Regions from separate parts of the Mus musculus genome. Here region 2 is linked to region 1. A link is a contact called in ENCODE Hi-C or POLR2A ChIA-PET data. All regions are on one chromosome and are shown on one strand. Each heading gives the region's core, a stretch centred on a gene start or an enhancer-like site at or near the end of the contact. The rest is flanking DNA. Distances are from core to core; before and after follow the strand shown.

Region 1 (5,502 bases), core at 1,787-4,286:
TCCATGCGCAGAAGGCAAGGTCTCTCCAAGAACCTGCACAATATACAGGAGTCCTGCAATGAGGAATTAACAGGCCAGGCGGAGAGCAGGCCTGAGGGTGGGAAACTGCTGTACTACAATCATCTAACTACATGTCAATCATCTAACTACATGTCAATCATCTAACTACATGTCAATCAGCTCAGCAGAATGTTTATCTTTATAAAAGCCTCTCCCCATAACTCAGCAATATAAACGCACACAGACTGAAGGGAGCGCTCTCCCGCCGCCGACTTCCCGTTACTTACTCTGTAGGAAAACTTGAGCTTTCGAATCTCGGCCTCCAATTTACTCTGGTATTGTTCGGTTCCTTTCACATAGCTCACACCGAGGTTCTCAATTGCTTTAAGCACTAGGGGGAAAAGATTAAAAGGAAGAAAAGTTTAAATCCAAGACAAAAGATAAATAAATCAAAGATAAAAACCTACAGAAAGCAATTCTCTAATTATTTTTTCTTAGAACATCTGACAGTATTAACAACTTTGTTTCCGCAGGTACATCACGTGAACTGTGCTTGGAAACTGATAAACTGCACCAATGTGCAGAAAATGCATGATATTCTAATCCCAGAGATGCTCAACAAGGGAAGGGAAGGGAAGGGAAGGGAACGGAAGGGAAGGGAAGGGAAGGGAAGGGAAAGGACAAATGGTGGATGATCTTTCCTGATGTACCAAGCCACCAAATGCTGAGAAGTGAAAAAGCCTGCCTGTCAGTGTGAAGACAAGGTTTGCAGTCTGGAGCTACCTTGACTGAGTACATCATAAGATAAAAAGGAGGAGGAAGAGGAGGAGGAGGAGGAGGCAGAGAGAGAGAGAGAGAGAGAGAGAGAGCCTTCCTTTCCTGATGACTACCCAGCAGTGAGAGGCACCGGGTCATCAGAAGGAGCCATCCTGAATAGAAGTCACGAATATTCAAAGGTTCCTAATGCCAGGTGCAAGCCTTCCTCACAGAAATCCCTTCAAGGAATGATGCTTCAACACCAGAAATGAATCTTCTGCACTGCCACCTAAGAACACGACCATGTTCCACATGCATCTCCACTTCCCATGCCTTCTTGCCGTACCGGCTCCCTCAGTCCTGACCTCCAACCACTCTTCATGACACCTACTTGGCATCTCTCAAGCCCTTCACTAGCACCACCACTGTTTAGGGGTCCTTGCGGTTCCATCTGACACGACGAAGCCAAGGGTTTCAACCACTAGGAAACATGTGACACTGCTAAGCCTCCTGTGCCCTTCCCCCCCTCTTGCCTTCACTACATTGGACAGTAATAAGTGCTTTCTCCTGCGTTGACAGCTCTTATCTTGCTGCTCTAAGAAAAATGAACAGTGTTTTCCCATCTCCTGATTACTCCAGCAAGAATATTCTGGAACATAAACTCTAAGAGGGCTTGTATTTGTCTCAGTTCATAGCTAGCTCCTTCATTTCTTCTCTCACACACAAAGGATAAGAGGCCTCCAGTTCAGTGGCTGCATCCTTCTCACACCTCGGTCCTGCGCATTATAATATGCCTTCAAATGTCCACACGTCTCCACTCTCCCTCAACTACTCACACCGGAAGCATAGCTCTCTTTCACAGCCGCAAGCCTTTGTAGAGACCATTATCACAGTTTGGAAAAGCCCTTCACTGCTTCTGCTGGGAAATCCCTACTGTCTGCTCATTTCTTCAGAAACCAGACCAAATTCCAACTTCTCTAGGAAACCTTCCTTAAGTAGACTAAGCTAGTTATTCTCACTTTTACACTCCAGGGGCATTAATATTTACTTCTATCAAAGCAGAAAGTAATCTGATGTATGATTTTAACTCTACACGTCTGTCTCCACATAGCAAATACAGTTTCAACATAGACCTTAATTGCATTACTCATTACAAAGTCCCTGCCACCTGGAAGCAGAGTACTCAATGTGCATACTACAGTGAAGAAGTGAATGACAAACCTTCAACAGCAAATCACCAACGGATGTTGAATGGGCTGCTGAACAAAGAGGAACTGCCTTTATTCATCGTGTGATAACTGCACTTCTCAAGGACACAAACATTGGACTTTAAATGCCACTTACATTTAACTCTGTCAAAAGCCAAGTTTTCAAACTCCGTCAACGATATGTTTTCAGTAGGCGGCTGCAGGTAAAACTGAAGGCTGTGAGGGTAACTAGCATTTCTCTGGTCACCCGCCAATCGCAGCTTCTTCCGGATCCTTCCTGAGAACTGCATCTTGACCACCTTTTGAAAGCAGTGAAATAAATTATATAAATATATATTTATATTATATATTATATAAATTATATATATATGTTATATAGTATATATTGCAATATATAGTGCTTAGGTGGCAACGCAATATATATGTTAAAATGACGGAAAAAGGCTGAGTCAATAGAGTAAATATTTATGGAAACACAAAATATTGGATGCACAGACTTTTTTAAAGGGATTATTCCTAGACCCTGCTGTGTTGTCTAGATTTTCTATACACATCTGTAATAACAGGGGCGAATGTGGGAAGGGCTCAAACTGGGGTATATGTAGACGGTGGCCCTTGTAAGCCAAAGAGTGATCACTAAGTGTTGCTGCCTGCCACCCTCAGGCATGTGCGAACCCAAGACAAGATGAGGTTTGAGGGGAGGGGGGTGTTAAATTCCTGAAATCAAGGTAAAGCAAAGTAGATTCTACCTAGATGAGAGGCTTACTTCTCGTACTTCTAACTCTGGAATCCAGCCTTTCCAGAATAGTCAAAAGTGCCTTAACTTCCCTTCCGGCCCCAGCGCCTTCCCGGGCCGCCCTCCCCGCCATCCCACCCGGAGCCTCCCTCCGACCCGACACCACCTGTCACTCGGTCCCACCAGGTCAGCTCACAAGCTTCCAACTCCACGGCTTCTCTCCGTCCCAAATAAAGCCGCAGTAGATTGTTTAACCAGCCAGCAGCCAGGCTGAAAGAAACACCCGCGCTGACAGCCGCTCTCTCCCAGTGGCGGGAGAGTTCATTTGGAACGGGAAGCGGAAGTGATGCGCAGAGGTCCCACCCCCTGGCGCCCCGCCCACCGCGGTGTGGCGCGGTAGCGACTGAAGGTAGTGCGCGTCTGGAGCGTTTTGCACGCCGACCGACTTTTTGATGCTGGTTTTGTTTTTTGTTTTGTTGACGGATGTGAGTTCTTTTGAGACCATGTCTCGCACCGAAGCCCAGGCTAACTTGGAATTGGTGGCGATCCTCCTGCCTCAACCTCCCACAAGTGCTGGGCTTAGGCTGAGCCGCAACACCCGCCCTAAGATATCTTGAATGCAAGTGATGGAGATTTTGTTGGGTTTTTTGTTTTTGTTTTCCAGAACCCCAGGTGCCCTCTCTGCGCGGAGACGCCTTTGGGCTTGGGGCTGCAGTGCAAACGGCAAACATTCCCGCGCTGCAGCCAGAGTCAGGGTAACTGAGGCTCCGGAAGCTTGCGGGCGCTTTACCGGGGGTGGCCTCCCCTCTGTCATTCCAGGAGGTGGGAAGGAGCCGCCGTGTCCGCTTTGCCCACGACACAAGGACTGTCCCTCCTCGTTGTTAGCAACGCTGCCTTCATCTTCCGGACGAGAAAAGAGCTGTAAGAATGACGTCGGTTTGCTCGTCCCCGCGCGATGCTCGCCAGGGAACACGCGAGCGAGCATAGACTTCGGGGAGCGGAGGAACCTGCAGGACTTAGCAAAAAGCGCTCCGGGACCACAGCGAGGCCAGCTAGGTGGCGTCCTAAGAGCCTGGACGGCCGCTGCGGTCTACAGTGTGTTCGAGGCGGCGTGTCCCCCTACAAAAGCCACCCACAAGCTCTGGGATGGGGCTGGGAGTGGTCGGGTTTAGAAATGCATAGTATATCCTAGTACTTTGAAGCCTCAAAGTACCCACCTAAGATAGACTAAATCGGCGGCTGTCCCTTGAAACGGAACCTGTTTATCTGTCAATTTTTATTCTCAAGCCACACAAAACAGACTCTAGTTAATTAGCCCCAATTTACACATAAAAGAACGGTGACTTCCAAAGGATTCCTGACAGGGGACTCCATTCTGCCAACCTCACTGGCCTGATTTCTTTCGTATGACAGTAGGGTACTCACTTCTCCTCTGTGGCCTATATACAATTATCATCACCAAATCCATAGACACTCCTAAAATATATTAACTGCCTTGTGTGTGTGTGTGGGGGGGGGGGGGGGCTGAAGCACAGAAGGAGAGATACCGTGATTAGAATGAGGACACCATGGAAATTTAAGTGAAATCACAAAGAATAAAAAGAAAACAAAACTAAATATCTGAATATATAAAAACATAAAGCTGGGCGTGGTGGCGCACGCCTATAATCCCACCACTTGAGAGGCTGAGGCAGGCGGATTTCTGTGTTCAAGACCAGCCTGGTCTACTGAGTGAGTTCCAGGACAGCTAGGGCTACACAGAGAAACCCTGTCTCGAAAAAAAACAAAAAAAAACAAACAAAACAAAAAAAAAAAAAAAAAAACATTAAATTGTGCAGCTAACAAAACAAAACAAAACAACAACAAAAAAAACATTAAATTGTGCAGCTAAAAAAGTCCCCAGAATTATTTTTCAGTCAGAAAGAGTATGAGTTTATTAGAGAAAATGTTAACAGGAACTGAACAATTAGCTCATAAAAGTATGAAAATGTTTATTACTACTGTCGGCAATGAAATTTTTTCCTTGCAAAATTGGCAAATATTTCACAATAAAAGAGCTCACTGTTGCCACATATGTCGTTCCCTTGAAGTCCCACCCTCATTCCTTATGATCCCCATATGGTGCCATTATTTTCTCCACACTCTGATTATAAAACAAGGTCTCACTATGTAAGCCAGGCTGGTCTGAAATGGCACGTGTAGATCTGGCTGACCTTGAACTGACAAAGAGCTGCTTCTGCCTCACCAGTGCTAGGATTTAAGGCACGTGCCACTGTGCCCGATTTATTTTTATGTTTATAACCCTCTACCACAGACTTTTCCAAACATGAACCACTAAAAAATATTGTCTTCTTTAAAAAAATGCACCTATGAGTCAGCCAATTTTGTAGTTTCAAATGATTTAAGGCTTGTTAAGAATTCCCTGGCTATTTGATTTTAAGCTTTTTTTTTTTTTTTGACAGCCACTTTGATTTCTCTTCATGTACCCCTTTATACTATTAGGGTCCAAGAATTGCTAAAGAGAGACCCTAGACTCAAATGGCATGCAAAGGTGCTTATTCTGCAGAAACTGCCAGCAAACAGCATGGCATGAATGGTCAACCATTCATCCAAATGTCAACGGCTTGAGGGGCTCATAAGCCCCCTTTGATGCAGGGCTAGGGGAATTTTCCAGAAGGGTAAGGTAACCTCTAATGTGATTGATAGGAGTCAAAGCAGTGCCATTAGGACAAGTCTGATTGGCTGCTATATTAGTTCTATTATATTTAGTGAAACCATGAAGAGTTTCAGAGACCAGCTTGG
Region 2 (5,255 bases), core at 26-2,525, 50 kb after region 1:
TACAGATGGTTGTGAGCCACCACGTGGTTGCTGGGAATTGAACTCAGGACTTCTGGAAGAAGAGTCAGTACTCTTAACCACTGAGCCATCTCTCCAGCTCCACTCAGAGAACTTTCAGTGTCAAGAGTTTTGAGCAACAACGGAAATGAACTGAACGCTTGGCATGATGACACAGCCTTGTAATTTCAGCACTGAAGAGATTGACACAGCAGGGTGGTGAGTTGAAATTCAGCCTTAGCTGCACTTGGCCAGTCTTGGATAAATAACCAGACTTTGCCTTGAAAAACAAAAACCAAACGCCAAGCCAAACAAAAACAAAAAAACAAACCCCAAACTAAAAAGGAAGGAGAAAACAATGGGTTTGGCATGCAGTGTGTGCTTTTGTGTACAGCACTTTGTTTTAACCTTAAGCTTCTGTCATTGTGTGTTGTTAATGCTTACAGCTGCAGAGGCTCCTTTTCATGGCTGTGTAGTGGTTCCATTACACAACGGAGAGGTATTAGTTCATTGACATCTTTTGGGTTATTTCCATTTGGAGAGTATTAGGACAGATGCAGCTATGGGTGTCCTGACATCTGTTTGCCTGTATATCATAAGGACAGTTCCTATCAGCTGTGTGACCAAGGAATGGGTGGATCACAGGGTGCACAAATGTAACAAACTCTCCTTCTCGTTCAAAGGAGTTGCTCCAGCACACAAATTCAGCTAATTCACATTCTTTTCAACACTTGGTATTTTATATCACCCTCCCCTGTTTTATTTTGATGCATACAGAAACAACCAACGTTTATGTATTTTGAGACATAGTTTATTGTAGTTCAGGCTGGCCTTGAAATCCTGATCTTCATGCCACACCATCTTTCCAAGTACTAGGATCACACACGTGTGTTTCCACGCCGCGTTTGAAGCGAGTTTGCTTTTTTGCAGGACCTTTTTAAATTTGTGGGTTAGTTTTCTGAGTTGTTAGCCATCACGGTCTTCTATTTTGTTCAGTCATACCCTGCAAACAAATTATTTGTCTTCATTCATCACTTTTTTTTTCACACTTCAGTGCTACCACGTGAGTCTCAGGTGGTGACAGACTTCTGAGGCCCCCGGATACCTGACCCTGTGTAGGGAAACAAGGCACACCTTCAGTAGGTTAGCACATCCTGCTCACCTTGGTCTCCTTGGGTACCAAGGCCTGATGCTGTGCAAACCCAGCCCGCGCCTTCCCTGCCAGCGCAGGGCGGGGCCGGTGCTGAGCATGCGCAGACCAGGTGGCGCATGCTCCTCAGCGCGGCGGGCGGGAGTCCGGCGCGCCCTCCATCCCCGGCGGCGTCGGCAAGGAGTAGCTCGGTGAACCCGGATACTAATAAAGTTCGCTAGAGACTCATAATCGTTCTGAAAGAGCGGAGCGGGTACGAGGCGTCCGCGGGGAGGAGCCGGGCTCGGTGCTGCGGGCTGTGCGTTCCGGGCTCGGTGTTGCGGACTGTGCGTTCCGGGCTCAGCGCTGCGGGTTGTGCGTTCCGGGCTGCGGGCTCCGCGCTGAGGGTTCCGGGCTGCGGGCAGAGGTGAGTGCGGCCTGCGCGGCCTCGGCTCGGGGCTGCGGTGCCGCCGGGATGTCGCTGTGGGCGCGGACGGCGGCTGCGGGCGGCGCTCTGCTCTCGCGTCCTCGTGGGGACCGCTCCGCGCCGACGACCCCGGCCGCGGCTCGCTCACCAACCGCCGTGGCTTCCCAGGAGCGGGAACCCGAGAGTGGGAGAACTTGATGCGGGTGCGGCGCGGCGCGGGACGCACAGGGCTGCGCGACTCCGCCTGGGACGATCCCAGTGCCTTCTGTAACGGGCGGGTTGCTGTAGGAAAAAACAAACCCGGCAAGCCTTTCTTTAGCAAGTTGACCCATCCTTTCCTTTGCCTACGCGAGAGTCTGCATTGGTTGCCAAGGGATTTGAAACCGAGAAGAGAGGACATTGATAATTACTGTCGGTTTTTAATTATATGTAGCATTGTGCTTTTCAAAGAACATACTTATTTTTTGCATTTTTTTTTTCTTAAAAGCATGTGTGATTTGGGATAGGCTCTCCCTGTGATGGCATGGCTGGCTTGGAACTTGTGTAGACAGGCTGGCCTCAAACTCAGAGCCTCTTCCCCCTGAAGGCTGGGATGCAGTGTTGTAACTAGTTTCTGAGAATCTTAACAGTAATTCCCGACGCTACGATCTGCTTTCACATCTTTGTTTAAATTTTATTTTTTAACTTCCATATGGTAAAAAAAAAAACCCAAATAACCATTTGGAGAGTTTTAGATTCATATATCTGGTCAGGATATGAAACCAGTCCTGCTACCTGTTAAAACCTCATGTTGTCTCTTTATATCTTACCTCTTATTCCTGATTCCTAGAAATCACTGTTTTCAGAATGCCATTTTAGTGTAACAGTTTGAGATGTTGATAACTGTCTTCCATGACTATATATAAACACCTTTGAGATTCAAGATGCGGCCCTGTTGGTTATTGGGGGGACAGGCTCTTCATATCTTTTTGAGACAAGATCTCAGGTGGTCCAGGCTAGCCTCAGACTTGCTCCAGTAGCAAGGATAATCATGACCTTAGGATTCTTCTGCCTCTACCTCCCTAGTGCTGGGATGACAGACATGTGCCGTCATGCCAGGTGTGTGTGTGTGTGTGTGTGTGTGTGCGCCGCGGGCTGCTAGGCATGGCGTCCGGGGCCTTGTGGAGCTAGACAAACAGTGTACCAATTAAGCCACATTATCTGTTCCACAGTTTCCTGTGTGGATAGCCCTTTTCTCCTTCTACTCCCTGTTTAATTAGGTAGATGTGCTAAACATAGCCAATTATATTATCCGCCCACTGAAGGGCATTTGGGGAGTTTTCAGTTTTATATGATTATGAATTGAGTTGTTATAGGTCTGGGGAGATGGCTTATTTTGTTGTTGATACTATTGAGGGTTTTTTGTTTTGTTTTGTTTTTGAACGTTAATTGTAGGGTGAAGAATTGTTTAGATTGAGAAGAGGAAGTCGACTTCCCAAAACTGAGCCAGTGTGAAACACAAGCTGGATGAACACGGTCAGATCTTGGTAAGGAGTGTAGGTTTGTATTGTTATTGTTTTTCTGTTTTTTTCTGAGATGGCATTTCACTGTGTAGCCCACACTGGTCTGGAGCTCCCAGGTGCTCTCTGGCCTCAGTCCGTCATGTGAGACCCTGAATAACAGCATTCTCCACCACTCTTGCTAGATTTAGATTTGCTCCTGAGCTTCAGGGTTATAAGAGGCTGGTGGTTGAAGTCTTGGTTTCATCCTAGAGCATTGAAATCATCTTCTCTGAGCACAGGATCCAAGTTCTTTGAAGTTCTCCTGGGTTCCAACATTAGGCACAGTCCAGAGTCTCTAACATTTACGTGACTATAAAACTTCATGAGCGAGAGTATCCATTTGGACTGTTAAAGAAGCAAATGCCAAGATAGCGTTAGCAGCACAACAGGCTTATGGGGAGGCTCCTGTGACCGCGGAAGGAAGAGCCTTAAGACTGCGATGCCCTTTGACACCTGCGAAAGGAGGGTTTCCAGGAAGGAGGTCCAGCCTGCAGCTGCTCTGGTAGAGAGCCCAGTGCAAAGGGGAACCCCACTCCTCAGTCTAGTTGTCCTGCCCACCAATGTTCCTCTTAGGCAAGTGTGGATCCCACGGTACATCCCAAAGGTGGCAGTGCAGGTGGCTCTTTCTGACGGGAAGGCTAAGCCTCATCCTTTGATGCTTCTAGGCTTTTCTTGTTTGTTTTGTAGCTATGATCTCACTGTAGTCCAGGCAGACTTTAAACTGGTAGTGACCTCCTTCTTCTGTCGCTGAGTGCTGGCATTGCAGGGCTGGACCACCACACCCAGCTTGCACTTCTCTTCAAAAACGAGATTCAAGGCTACTGCTCTGAGGTTTCGGATCATGGATGGTTAGCTCTTCTCAGGAGACCCACTTTAACAAGTACTTCTAGAAGATTCTTAGGACCATGCAAGTTTCTGAAGTGCCCAGGGCAACTCTGGAAGCTTAAGAGAGTTCTTGCATTTCAGGTGCAGTCTGTGTACTGATGGGTTCCTGCAAACGGCATTTTACTGCCTCTAGAGTAGCCAAGTGGGCTGGTCATTTTAAGAATGAGGAAATTTGGGGCTGGTGAGCTGGCTCAGTGGGTAAGAGCACCCGACTGCTCTTCCAAAGGTCCAAAGTTCAAATCCCAGCAACCACATGGTGGCTCACAACCATCCGTAATGAGATCTGACTCCCTCTTCTGGAGTGTCTGAAGACAGCTACAGTGTACTTATATATAATAAAAATAAATAAATCTTTAAAAAAAAAAAAAAGAATGAGGAAATTGACTTTCTATTCTTTTTAGTATAAAGCATGCTATTCTATTATTTTGATGGTCTGATAAACTATGACTGGTCTCAAACCAAAGAATTTGTTACATCAGATAATTTGTTCAGCGTTCATCAAGATGTGCACACTGAAACAGTTAACCAAGGGCTGGAGAGATGGCTCAGTGGTTAGGAGCACTGATTGCTCTTTCAGAGGTCCTGAGTTCAGTTCCCAGCAACCACATGGTGGCTCACAACCATCTGTAATGGGATCCGATGCCCTCTTCTGGTGTGTGTGAAGACAGCTACAGTGTACTCACATACATAAAATAAATAATTCTTTTTTTTAAAAAAGAAACAGTTAAGCAAGAGCCCAGTGTGACCCATGACTGCACATAATTACACAAAACCTTTCTTTGAGTGCTTAAAAAACTATCTCTAAGGTTGAAAGCAGTTCTCTTGGGTTTTGTATCTATTAACGCATTTGTTGCTACACAGTGTGAGATTCACTGAGTTCTGTAAAATGAATGTTTGCATGTGTAAGTTACACACTGCTAACGTTTGTAGTGTATCCTTGGTCAGCGACCCCGTGAAATGGATATTATTGCCAGGAAACGGAATCTTGGAGAGGCTGAGTAATAAATTTAGTTCTTCAACCCCCATGACAAGACGTTGTCTCCATGACAGAGAGACTTGTACGGCTAAGTCTTTTACTTTTCAAAGGTTAACAAGGGAGACGGCGGGCCGGGAGCCTCCGTCTTAGCGATTACTGCAGTGCTGTGTGATTGTCTCTTGATAGAAACGATTCTGTTTTAAATTACAGGTTTGAGGGAGACAGTGTGGTCTCCTGGAGTTAGAGCTGCTGCAGAAACTCTTCCTGTTTCAAAAATGTTGGAGGAAGATATGGAAGTGG

What was found. A loop is a pair of places that touch in the nucleus more often than their neighbours do. ChIA-PET counts read pairs that join two places held with the same protein, here RNA polymerase II (POLR2A).
Region 2: a loop to region 1 is called in a map of left cerebral cortex, with 5 times the contacts of the local background. The contact joins the promoter of Rab23 here to the promoter of Prim2 in region 1. A Hi-C loop is called at or near these places in 7 of 37 maps with a recorded cell type or tissue (gastrocnemius, heart and left cerebral cortex). POLR2A ChIA-PET finds 5 or more read pairs at or near these places in 2 of 5 experiments (Patski and embryonic stem cell).

The regions. Positions count from the first base shown.
Region 1 is chr1:33,666,758-33,672,259 of GRCm38, forward strand. Prim2 (DNA primase, p58 subunit) reads right to left here and starts at 3,037. Exons shown (of 14, transcript NM_008922.2): 1 at 2,867-3,037; 2 at 2,101-2,263; 3 at 288-391. The coding sequence starts at 2,254. It overlaps 1700001G17Rik (RIKEN cDNA 1700001G17 gene), which reads left to right and starts at 3,067. Exons shown (of 1, transcript NR_033199.2): 1 at 3,067-3,955.
Region 2 is chr1:33,718,621-33,723,875 of GRCm38, forward strand. It overlaps Rab23 (RAB23, member RAS oncogene family), which reads left to right and starts at 1,276. Exons shown (of 8, transcript NM_008999.4): 1 at 1,276-1,553; 2 at 2,988-3,079; 3 at 5,166-5,255. The coding sequence starts at 5,231. Gm32229 (predicted gene, 32229) reads right to left here and starts at 1,226. Exons shown (of 4, transcript NR_157041.1): 1 at 1,160-1,226.